Regions from separate parts of the Homo sapiens genome. Here region 1 is linked to region 2. A link is a contact called in ENCODE Hi-C or POLR2A ChIA-PET data. All regions are on one chromosome and are shown on one strand. The core of a region is the stretch at or near the end of the contact, and the rest is flanking DNA. Distances in the headings are between cores, read along the strand shown. Region 1 has its middle 22 kb from the start of SYNPO2. Region 2 holds the start of ARLN (allregulin).

The links. Hi-C counts contacts between places; a loop is a spot of excess contacts on that map. ChIA-PET counts read pairs that join two places held with the same protein, here RNA polymerase II (POLR2A). Pooled maps may share reads with other maps.
Region 1: a loop to region 2 is called in a pooled map, with 2.2 times the contacts of the local background. The contact joins the enhancer-like site here to the promoter of ARLN in region 2. A Hi-C loop is called at or near these places in 1 of 37 single-sample maps with no recorded cell type and 7 of 50 pooled maps. POLR2A ChIA-PET finds 5 or more read pairs at or near these places in 3 of 52 experiments (CD4-positive, alpha-beta T cell, WTC11 and activated B cell).

Annotation. Positions count from the first base shown.
Region 1 is chr4:118,863,563-118,869,339 of GRCh38, forward strand. It overlaps a transcript of SYNPO2 not described here. Among named protein-coding and RNA genes, the nearest start is that of SYNPO2, 22 kb to the right of the region's middle. RefSeq lists a silencer at 1,711-1,820. Within about 2 kb of position 1,634, at least 2 of the 41 ENCODE cell types and tissues checked have a DNase peak (open chromatin) inside an H3K27ac peak, as active enhancers do.
Region 2 is chr4:119,298,069-119,303,929 of GRCh38, forward strand. It overlaps ARLN (allregulin), which reads right to left and starts at 2,577. Exons shown (of 2, transcript NM_001001701.4): 1 at 2,268-2,577; 2 at 1-711. The coding sequence starts at 2,467. The coding sequence ends at 711. RefSeq lists enhancers at 2,171-2,220, 2,321-2,550.

The DNA of each region.
Region 1 (5,777 bases), core at 384-2,883, 440 kb before region 2:
TAATGTTTGTCAATTTTGCTTAACTTTTCAAAAAATCAACTTTTTGTTTCATTTATCTTTTTTTTTTGAGATAGAGCCTTGCTCCATCACCCATGCTGGAGTGCAGTGGCGTGATCCTGGCTCACTGCAACCTCCACCTCCCAGGTTCAAGCAATTCTCCTGCCTCAGTCTTCCCAGTAGCTGGGACTACAGGCGCAAGCCATCACACCCGGTTAATTTTTGCGTTTTTAATAGAGAAGGGGTTTTTCCATGTTGACCAGGCTGGTCTCAAATTTCTGAGGTAATCCACCCGCTTCAGCCTCCCAAAATGCTGGGATTACAGGCATGAGCCACTGTGCCCATCTTTGCTTCATTGATCTTTTGTACTGTTTTCTTCATTCCAATTTTATTTATTTATGCTCTGATCTTTATTATTTCTTTTCTTCGACTAATTTTGGGTTTGGTTTGCTCTTGTTTTTCCAGTTATTTAAGACGCATCACTAGCTTGTTTATTTGAAGTTTTTCTTCTTTTCTGATGTGGGCAGTTATAGCTATAAACTTTCCTCTTAGTACTGCTTTTGCTGTATTCCATAGATTTTGGAATGTTGTACTTCCATTATTATTTGTTTCAAGAAATGTTTAAATTTCTTTCTTAGTTTCTTTATTGGCCCACCAATTTTTCAGGAGAGCATTGTTTAATTTCCATGTGTTTGTACAGTTTCTAAAATTCCTCTTATTATTGATTTTATTCCATTGTGGTCGGAGAAGATGCTTGATACTATTTTAAATTTTTTAAAGACTTGTTTTATAACCGAACATATGGTCTATCCTTGAGAATGATCCATGTGCTGAGGAAAAGAATGTGTATTCTGCAGCCGTTGGATGAAATGTTCTGTAAATATCTATTAGGTCCATTTAGCCTATGGTGCAGATTAAGTCTGATGTTTCTTTGTTGATTTTCTGTCTGAAAGATCTGTCTGATGCTGAAAGTAGGGTGTTGAAGTCTCCAGCTATTGTTGTATTTCGATCTGTCTGTCTCGTTAGCTCTAGTAATATTTGCTTTATATATCCGGGTGCGTGCTCTAGTGTTGGGTATGTATTTATTTACAATTGTTTTAGCCTCCTGCTGAATTTACCCCTTTATCATTATATAGTGATCTTCTTTGTCTCTTCTTATGGTATCTGTCTTGAAATCTGTTTTGTCTGATATAAATATAGCTAATCCTGCTCTTTTTCTGGCTTTCATTAGCTTGGAATATCTTTTTTTATCCCTTCATTTTCAGCCTATGTGTGTCTTTATAGATGAAACGTGTTTTTTGCAGGCCAAGTTACAATAATATCCTGTTGAATAAGTAAGATACTGATAGCTACATTATATATATTTCTATTTATTACTGGCTCTATTAGTAAATAATTGAAAAGCAAATATGAATATCAAGGCATCGTAAAGGCAGAAACTCAAAGAAGCAGCTCCCCCAAACCTTGCCCCCAGAGGTCTGAGGGAACAAAAGGAATATGTTGGAATTAATAAAACTTGGAAATTTGAAGGTGGGAATTTGTGGGGCCAGGCCAGACATCTTAGGAGGGGGTTGCCACAGCTATTGCTGGAGTCTTGGAGGAGGCTGGAGGAGACTGGTTCTGCAAGTGTTGGAATAGCTACGCACTGGAATCAGCAGCTGCCACTGGAACTCACTGCGGTAGGAACTGGAAGCAGGTAGGAGCAAGTCTCCTCTCTCTGTTCTGGCAATGCAGTCTCTCTGTCTAGTGCCATCTATTGACAGACATGACATAGAGCAGCTGGCAAAGCAGAAAGGCGATTTGAGATTTTTGTGCTGAAGCACCATAAAGCCGAATATGGAAGGGTGGATTTGAAACAGACACGTTTGATAATTGAAACAAGAAGCATTAAAATCTTGTGGAGCATATTTAGTGGGTAGGATGGTGAAGGGACAATAAAAGATGACAGAATCAGGTTGGTAAGTGTCAGAGAAGGACACAGGAAGTTTTAAACAGTGTCAAGGGTTATGACTGAAGAAAGATCTTTGTTTTATGGTTGAGATTTGGCTGAGAGTGTTTACAGAGTCACTGAAACAGATGCTAGGGTATAATCAAGTAGATGCAGTACTTATTGACTACTCTTTCAAAACTTTGGAAACAGGAGGAAGGAGGGAGATGAAAGAATAACCTGAAAAAGCACGGTTAAAAAAAGTGATTTTTATTCGAATAGGGGAAAGAGAACTGATAAGGCATTTCCTTAATAAAGAAGAGATGCTCTTTTATAATTAAGGAAAACAATGGGTGAAGTTATGTGGAAAACAAGAAAGTAGAAAGAGTGTTTGTAGGATAATTGTAACCAAATCATAAGGTAAATGATAAAGTGTTCTGCTGAGAATGAATGTGGCTGGTGTGGGATTGGAACCCAGGAGAGTGAAGCTGATTCACAACACTTCATGTGTAGAATTTAATAGGGACAGAAACATTTCACACCAGAGACTGTAAGAATCTAACAAAATGGTTTGAGAAAACATCTGAGCCAAAGTCAGGAATAAGAATTATAAACCCCTTGATGCATGTGTATGTTTGTCTCCAGTTTTGTCTTTGTAGCCCATAGTTTTCCAATTGCAGTATTATTGACATTTTGGGCCAGATAATTCATTATTTGTGGTGTGAGCCCATTGTGTGCATTGTAGGATGTTTAGCTGCATCCCTGGCCTCTACTCATTAAATCCAAGTAGGAACGCCCTCCCACTCCCCGACCCCCACACTAACCTGGCAATCAAAAATGTCCCCAAACATTGTCAGATGTGCTGTGGAGGAAAAACTACCCTTGGTTGAGAACGACTGCTCCAACACCACGAAAATGGTCAAGGCTTTGCCGATTTCTTTGCTCCCAGCACAGTTCTATCTCTAAGCAAAGCTCATATTCTCAGTCTCTTGCCCTTCTTTGGAATCTTGGCACCACCTGGCCCTAGTTGGTTGAGCACTTCTTAGGTTTACTAGTACTCCTTTGTGGGAGTTTTTATTTCTGCTGAAACATATCCCCTTTGATATGGTTTGGTTCTGTGTCCCCACCCAAATCTCATGTTGAATTGCAAAGTGAGAGGTGATTGAATCATGGGGGTGGACCTCCCCCTTGCTGTTCTCATGATAGAGTTTCCACAAGATCTGGTTGTTTGAAACTGTGCAGCACTTCCCCCTTCACTCTTTCTCTCTCCCTTGCCACCATGTGAAGATGTGCTTGCTCCCCCTTCTCCTTCAGCCACGACTGTAGGTTTCATGAGGCCTCACCAGCCATGTGGAACTGTAAGCCTATTAAACCTTTTTTCTTCATAAATCACCCAGTCTCAGGTAGTTCTTTATAGCTGTGTGAGAATGGACTAATACACCCTAATATCCAGAAACAGAATTTCAAAGAACTTTTTAAAGTTATTCATTTCTTTAGTTCTCCTTTTTTTTAAAGTCTAACTGAGGGGTTAACAAACTGAAACTTAGGGGCCAAATATAGCTGTTACCTCTTTTTGAAATAACGTTTTATTGCAATACATTCACACCCATTCATTCACATATTGCTTATGGCAACTTTTGCACTAAGACCACAGAATAGTTTCCACAGAGACCATATGACCCCTGGGCCATAGTTTGCGAACGTTTGCTCTAGACCTTAAACACTTTAAAAGAACCAAGAGTTTGCATCTACAGTATCTAATATATTGACTTCATATTTAACTTTTCTCAGATTTACCTAAAAATATATATTGAACTTAATTGTTTTCTTTCAAATAACTAGATGCAATGAAAGATCTTACTGTATCTGCCTGTATTATTGTGTATTGGGTGAGCCAAATGCTGTGGTTAAAGAATAATGCCAAAGGGTTTAGTTTTACCATTATAGAGATAATTCCTTGTGGTTCCTATTAGTTTCTTTCTTTTTTTTTTTTTTCAGTCTTAGACTGCCTCTGTAACCTTTACTACCCTGTTGCAAAAGTGTAATTATTTGTTACAAAGAGAATAGGACATAGTGAATGAATGCTTCGGTACAAATCAGTCATGCCTACCGATTTAAAAAATCAGTGTATTTATTAAAAGTGGTTACTTACTCATCTTTCCTCATGTATTTTTTTTACATTAAACACATTACATGTTGTTTGACCTTCTTCTGAAAAAATTATATGCCAGGAGTTCCTTGGTCAAAACAATTTTCTCAAAAAACCTAGTTTGTTTTTCAAATGAACACTATTCTTAGTAGAAAGCATGCCTCTGCTTTAGATCTAAAGCAAAGTATCTTGCATCATTCCAACATCTGGATTTCATTTATTATTAAGGCAGGATAAGATGAATTCGGAAAAAATGAAGTAAAATCAGTTTCAATGATCATTATCTGATTGTGTTTTTGGACTGAACATTTCCCTACAGTCAGTCTCTGTCATGTTTAACTTTGAATAAAAACATGTACTTCATAGGAAAAAAAGTTGCAGTGACCTAATCTACTCCTCCCCTCCTTTCATTTAAAAAAAAAAAAAAAACTACGTATTTAATGAAAAATATTGGAGTAAGAGACAAAATCTTATTTAAATTTTTTTGTGCAATGGTTCTGTTGAATTTTACATATTAAAAAAAATTAGATGCTCTTGTAAAACATTTTATTTCTCCAAAACTGTAACACACCTGGTCTAGATTTTATTGTTTTTCAAACTGATTTTCTAAATTTGGGTGATTATTGGATTTTTTAAAATGCATTCATGAATGATATACATAAGAAACAACGTATCTCACATATTTCACCTGTGAATTAAATTTTCTTATAATAATAACATTACATTTTAAAATTGTCAATTTGTGCAAATTTTCATGTAGGTTAATGGATGCCTTTCAAAAAATTTTTACTTTTTTTGAAATTTTACAGATATTTGGCAGAACAGATTACTTTTTCAAACATCACATCAATGTTTTGATAAAGAAATCTGCCTTTTATTTAAAAAGAGAAAGGATTTTTGAAAGACATTTTAAATCATTTAAGAGAAGGAATTTTTCATATATGATGGCCTTATTCCCAATAATCTTAATTATTACTAGTATCAACATGAAAAAGGAATAAAAAGATAGTAATAGGAAGAGTGTAACTAGAAATAATGAAATGAGATCTGGAAGTTGTACTTCGAATGACAGGCAAATTTTTCCTTTTAGATGCTGGCGTAATTACCCAAGTTAGAAAGAAGGAAAATGGAAGGAAATACTTTATTTAAGGCCAGATTTGTCAAAGTGCTAGAAAACAAACTACAGGAAAATACCCTGAATATGTTGCTAGGAAAATGGCCTAAGTGACCTCCTTTTACCTTTTCCTATGTGCCACTGATGTGGACAGAGGGGCTTAAGAGTCTGGCTTGCTTTCCCACTGATTCCAGCATGACCGCAGGAGATGTGCTTGCCTGGCTGCCTGTTGTCGTCTATTCCCAGAAAGTTTAGCAAATGACACATGGTGGGGCTGAATGTTTATAATCACTGTAGGATTGCAAAAAGAAAATTATTATTATTATTATTTTTGAGACAGAGTTTCGCTCTTGTTGCCCAGGCTGGAGTGCAATGGCGCTCACGGCAACCTCCACCTCCCAGGTTCAAGCAATTCTCCTACCTCAACCTCCCAAGTAGCTGGGATTACAGGCACGCGCCACCACACCTGGCTTATTTTTTGTAATTTTAGTAGAGTCGGGGTTTCTCTATGTTGGTCAGGCTGGTCTCAAACTCTTCACCTCAGGTGATCCTGCCTTGGCCTCCCAAAGTGCTGGGATTACATGAGCCAC
Region 2 (5,861 bases), core at 1,327-3,826:
ACAGTAAAAAAAAAATAGGTTTGAAACACATAATCCTTCGTTATAGGAGGCTCAAGAGTTTAAAAGGAAAAAAGGGGGAAGATACCCAGGTAAGAGGGCATGCATGCTAGCTTTCCAATACTTTGATATTACCTGCTTTTTCTAAGACTGTATCAACCTGTCGCCCACCCATAACCTATCTTTTCATAACAGAGTCCAACTAAACCTAAAAATTAAAACTGGAACCTAGCAGCTTCTACGCAATCTAAGAATACTTTGTTCCCTCTCTCAAAATCTTTCCCTGCTTTTGAATAATTGACTTTTGAATTCATAAAAACCTTCCCTTATTAATCATCCTATTACTTGCATCATAGTAAACCCTGATCAACTCTTAAAACATTAAAAGACATTACTATATTTCTTAATGAATACACAAGACCTTTAAGTACAAATGCTTTTATATTCAGCCCCTGTAAAGCCATCAGATGTTTGAAAGTTTTTAAACACGAACCAAAGGGTTTAATTTTAAGAACTTAGCTAGGAATGGGTGAAATCCTACCCAATTAATAGAGTTCTGCAAATTAGTAACAAAGTGTAAAATGAAAGGAAGGGTCCCTTGGAGATGTGAAATTCTTCTATTGAGAGTCCTGTCTTCTTTATTCAAGAAGTTTGTAGCCATTTTCAGAATTCACTCAAGAACCAACTTCTTAATTTAGATATCAGCGAACAAGTCTGTAAAAAGCAAGTATTTGTCAGCAATATGTGCTTTATCTTCCCAGTTTTTAACACTTTATGCCTATTTACATATTGATAAAAAGAAAAGCCTAGAACATTTCTTGTAAGGCCTCTATTTTCTATCCAGAGCTGAAAGTTCAGGTCATAAAAACACACACACACACAAAACCCACTGTATTTGAGATTATCAGTCTCTACCAAAACAGGGAGGGAGAGTAAAACTCTCCCTTTACAAATGGCTTGACAGAGAATTTTATAGAAATCCCTATCCCTTTTGCCATCCTCCCATTAATCCCTCTCGCTCCCCTGCCACCCCTTTTTTTGAGACAGGGTTTGCTTTGTCTCCCAGACTGGAGTATAGTGGCACGTTCACAGCTCACTGAAGCCTCGACCTCCCCAGCTCAAGCAATCCTCCTATTTCAGCTTCCCAAGTAGCTGGGACTACAGGCGTGAGCCACTGTGCCTGGCCCTCTCTGTCTTCTCTAACTTACTACACCATCCAAGAAATGAGACAGTGAGGCTTAAGACACCCAAATCTTGGTGAAAATATAGGATGGGGGTTGGGGGTGTAGAAGAAGTGACTGCCTATCAAGAAGTGAGAATTTCAGAAGTAACTCATAGGCATGGTGACTAAGGAGTTAACAGTGAGTGAACAATCAACTCCAAAGTCCAGGAGAGCTGTCTAGATGGGCTACACTGCTCTTCTCCCATAGGAGCCCTGTTTCATCTCACTGCTTCTCCTTAGCTTGTCTCTTAACACCATCTCCATTTGGTGTCTGCTTCCTCCTGCCCTATTCTCTTAAGTTCCCTTCCTTTACCCTCTGCCAGAATTGTCTTTTCAGAGCGAGTGGCGATGAAAATGGAGAGCATGGGTTTTACAAGTAAACTCTACAGAATTTTGTAACTTGGTGTTTTAGGATATGTGGATGTGTGTAAGAAAAGGGCAAAGTGTCTCAGGTTTCTGGGAGGTAACGGTGGATAAAGTTGGCGTTTACTGAAATGGTAACGCTGCAAGGCAAGTAAATTTGGGTAAGAAGCTGTTAAGAGTTCAGTTTTGGACATGTTTAGTTTGAGACAGCTGCGTGGTCTGCTCATGGTTAAACAGCTGTATAGTAAAAATAGCTTTCGTTGAGCACTTACTACTGCCAGGCAACATGCAAATCACTACGATCTCAATCTTCACTACACCCCTATGACCTGGGTTACTAATGGTCCCAAATGGCAGATGAAAAAATAAAGCTCCAAAAGGCGAAATAACTTCTCCGGTCGCTTCATGGTGCTGCAGGAACTCAAGCCTAGCTGGTTTCATTCCAAATCATGAGAAAATATGACGCCAAGTTTTCTCCACACTTCTTTGGAGACTCCCACGGACGTGCTAAAGAAGGACATTTTACTCCTAGTCCTTCTCCCCCACCCACCCGACTGCGCCACTCACCAGCTGTGTGATCTTGGACATATATAAACTCTCTGGAATTCAGTCCCCTCCCCGCCCAAAAGCGAGCAAATGATCTCTAAGCTCCTTACCACCCCAATTTTGCATTCGAGATACTCACCATGGCAAAAAATACACAAAGAGAAACACCACCACATCGAAAAGGATGAAAAGCCAGAGGTCCAACCAGTAGGAGTGTTTGGGAAGCCCATTTGCCCCAGACTGAGGCCTCACATCGAAGTTCTGCCTCCCTCCCTCGCTAAAGCCTCGCCGCTCCCGGAGACCATCTCGACCATCAACACCCGGTGCGTCCACCTCCATCTCGCTCCTGCAGCTTCGTAACAACCCTAGAAACCGAAAATGCTTAAGTTCCCGGACTTTGGTGTTCGCCGCACCGGAAACTGAGCGGAGTCCGGCCGCCTGCGCAGTGCGCCGCGCCCCGGGTTCCGGAATGCACTCTGAACCTACTCTTCCCAGCGCGCAGGCGCCTGGCTCGGCTTTCCGCTGCCTCCGTGACCGCTGGCATGAAGCGCGGCCTCCGCCTTGACACTAAGTCAATGGGCCCGCCTACTTCTGCCTCGCGGCGTCCCAGGCAGATAGCTGGTTATTCAGGTTTCGTTGGAAGAAATACGTTCTCGTCCCCCTGAAAGGCCCAGTCCAGTCAGGTGATGGACTCCTCCCTGAAACTGCACGAGGTCACCTCTCCTATCCCCGTATTCCGTTTGGATCCTTATGCCAACGTGTTAGGAAGGCCCCCTCTGGTGGGTTTTGTACTGTCTCTAGCATTTGACACTTAATATTTAAACACCACCAATGAGGTGGACGTCCTACTCACGGGACTGAGTTTCCAAACGGGCCAGAGAGCAGCACGTGAGCATTTTGCAGGTACTTCAAGGGAGTGGGTTTAAGAATAACCTGGCCGCGCCCCCCTGTAATCCCAGCACTTTGAGAGGCCGAGGCGGGCGGATCACCTGAGGTAAGGAGTTCGAGACCAGCCTGGCCAACATGCTGAAATCCCGTCTCTACTAAAAAAAAAAAAAAAAAAAAAAAAATCCAAAAATTAGCCGGGCGTGGTGGCAGGCGCCTGTAATCCCAGTTACTCGGGAGGCTGAGGCAGGAGAATCGCTTGAACCCGGGAGGCGGAGGTTGCAGTGAGCTGAGATCGTGCCACTATTGCACTCCAGCCTGGGCAACAGAGCGAGACTCCATCTGGGGGGAAATGGGGGTGGGAAGAATAACCCAAAGGTTATTTGACTTTGAGTGTGAGCCTCAGCAAGAACAGAATGCTAGCAGGAAGAAAATGACCTATACTGCCTGGATTTTACCTCGTGGGTCCAATTTCAAATATTCTCTTTCTTGTCACATTATGATTCCTGAATTGTTCAGAAAATAACGGGCACCCAGACATATAAGTGGTTCTCTTGGTGCATAGTAAATGGAGATAAGACTGTAGTTGTGTTTTTACAAAGTCATTAAATCGTCGTAAAACCTCTTTGAAGGGGCAGTACTCCATCTTATAGAATTAGGAAATGAGACACAAAAGGAGTGAATTGTCTAAGGTTACTAAAAAAATTATAAAGCCTAAAATTAACTCCAAATCCAGCACTCTTAAAGCTGTTCCATAGCTTCCTAACCTTGCTCCAATTTGCCTCCAAATCAATTGCCAGGTTTTAGAGACAAAGATAGTATACGACCTTTCAAGAAAAATGCTTTGTAGATTCTGGGATGAGAGGGCCATTACCTGAGAATTAATTAGATTGTGTGCTGTAATACAGATTGTCTGATGGTAGTAGACAAAAAGACCCTGGGCTTAAGTGGCATTGAATCTTTACAAAAATTAGGAAAGGCAAATAAACAATTGCCTCTACCAGAGATGGAAGCATTCTTCTCGCTGACAAGGTAGGATCAATTACTCCTAGTTATTGAAGTAGGATTGATAAAAAATTATTGAGATTATTAGTGTTGAAGAAGCATGACATAAACTGAACAGGTCTTGAAATGGTTTTAAACTTGTCTTTGGCCCAGAGTCACATGCTCATCATGAGGGGATGTTGACAGTATGATCTGTTCTAGAGTCAGGAACGTCTGCCAGACTTGGAAGAGCAACTAGTGCAAATAAGGAGGGGTTATTTAAACTAAATTCAGTTGAAAGATTCTATTTCCGACTTTACCCTTGTAAAAGTCCCACTGATTGTTGATTATTCCACATTACAGAAATGAGTTTAGAGTGTGTTATGGCTGATTTTGAACTACTGGCCTCAAGTGATCCTTCTGCCTCGACTTCCCAAAGTACTGGGATTACAGGCATGAGCCACCTTGCTCAGTTGGCATTTGCCATTATCAAAGCAATTTAAATTTTAAAAAGTACTGTACTGAAATCCAGGTTCACTGTCAGTCATGCAATACCTCGGCACTTGTCCAACCACCTTGAACTTTCTACTTCACATGTTCAACTGAAAAATATGCACCAGGGACTACAGATTGAATCATTGCACTGCAACCATGATCCAACACTTCCATAATTCTGTCAGCACAATTAATCTGATTGAGCTGGGGTGGAGAAGGTGGTGTATGAAAATGCTATAACCATCAGGCCAAAGACAGCTAAGTGTTTTTAAGAAGACGTTACAGATCTTCTGAACTTCAAGTGCAATAAGTTTTCAGGAGGGAGATGATGATGAATTTTGCTTTAACCTAAGGGATAATGCAAATTTTTCGTATGCAGCTCTCAAGCCAGTATATCCATGTGATAAAGCATCCTCATGATCATCCTAGGAATTAAATTAATTTTATAGAATAACCTCTCCAACAGTGGAGAATTTGGTTACTGTAATTTTCATCTGGAAATATATGTGTTTATCTTAAATTATTCTTTCTCATCTTAACTTTGTCTTTTCCTCCTTTTCAAGTTGAGTACCTGTCCTAGCAACAACCCTGTTGATTGGTACCACAGGTTATTTCTCCATCTTCTGGGTCATTTTATTTATTCATTTTGTTGTTATTGTTCTCTTCAATTCTTTTTTTTTTTTTTTTTTTGGAGACGGAGTCTTGCTCTGTCGCCCAGGCTGGAGTGCAATGGTGCGATCTTGGCTCACTGCAACCTCCACCTCATGGGGTCAAGCGATTCTCCCTGCCTCAGCCTCCTGAGTAGCTGGGATTTCAGGCGTCTGCCAGCACGCCTGGCTAATTTTTGTATTTTTAGTAGAGACAGAGTTTCGCCATGTTGGCCAGGCTGGTCTTGAACTCCTGACCTCAGGTGATCCGCCCGCCTCGGCCTGCCAAAGTGCTGGGATTGCAGGCATGAGCCACTGCACCCAGGCTGTTCTCTTTCATTCTTACTCCTTTGTATATCTTCAATAGTTTTCTTTGTTTAAGAGTTGTACTATCTGCTGGGCGCTGTTGTTCACACCTGTAATCCCAGCACTTCGGGAGGCCAAGGTGGGTGGATTGCTTGAGCCTAGGTGTTCGAGACAAGCCTGAGCAACATGGCGAAATCCCATCTCTACAAAAAATAGAAAAGTTAGCTAAGTGTGGTGGCACACACCTGTAGTCCTAGCTACTCAGGAGGCTGAATTGGGAGGATCACTTGAGGTCGAGGCTGCAGTGAACTGTTATTGTGCCACTGCACTTCAGCCTTGATGACAGAGCCAGACCATGTTCCCTCCATGCTCTAACAAAGAAAGAGTTGTACTATCATCATAACTAGGTTGCAGCT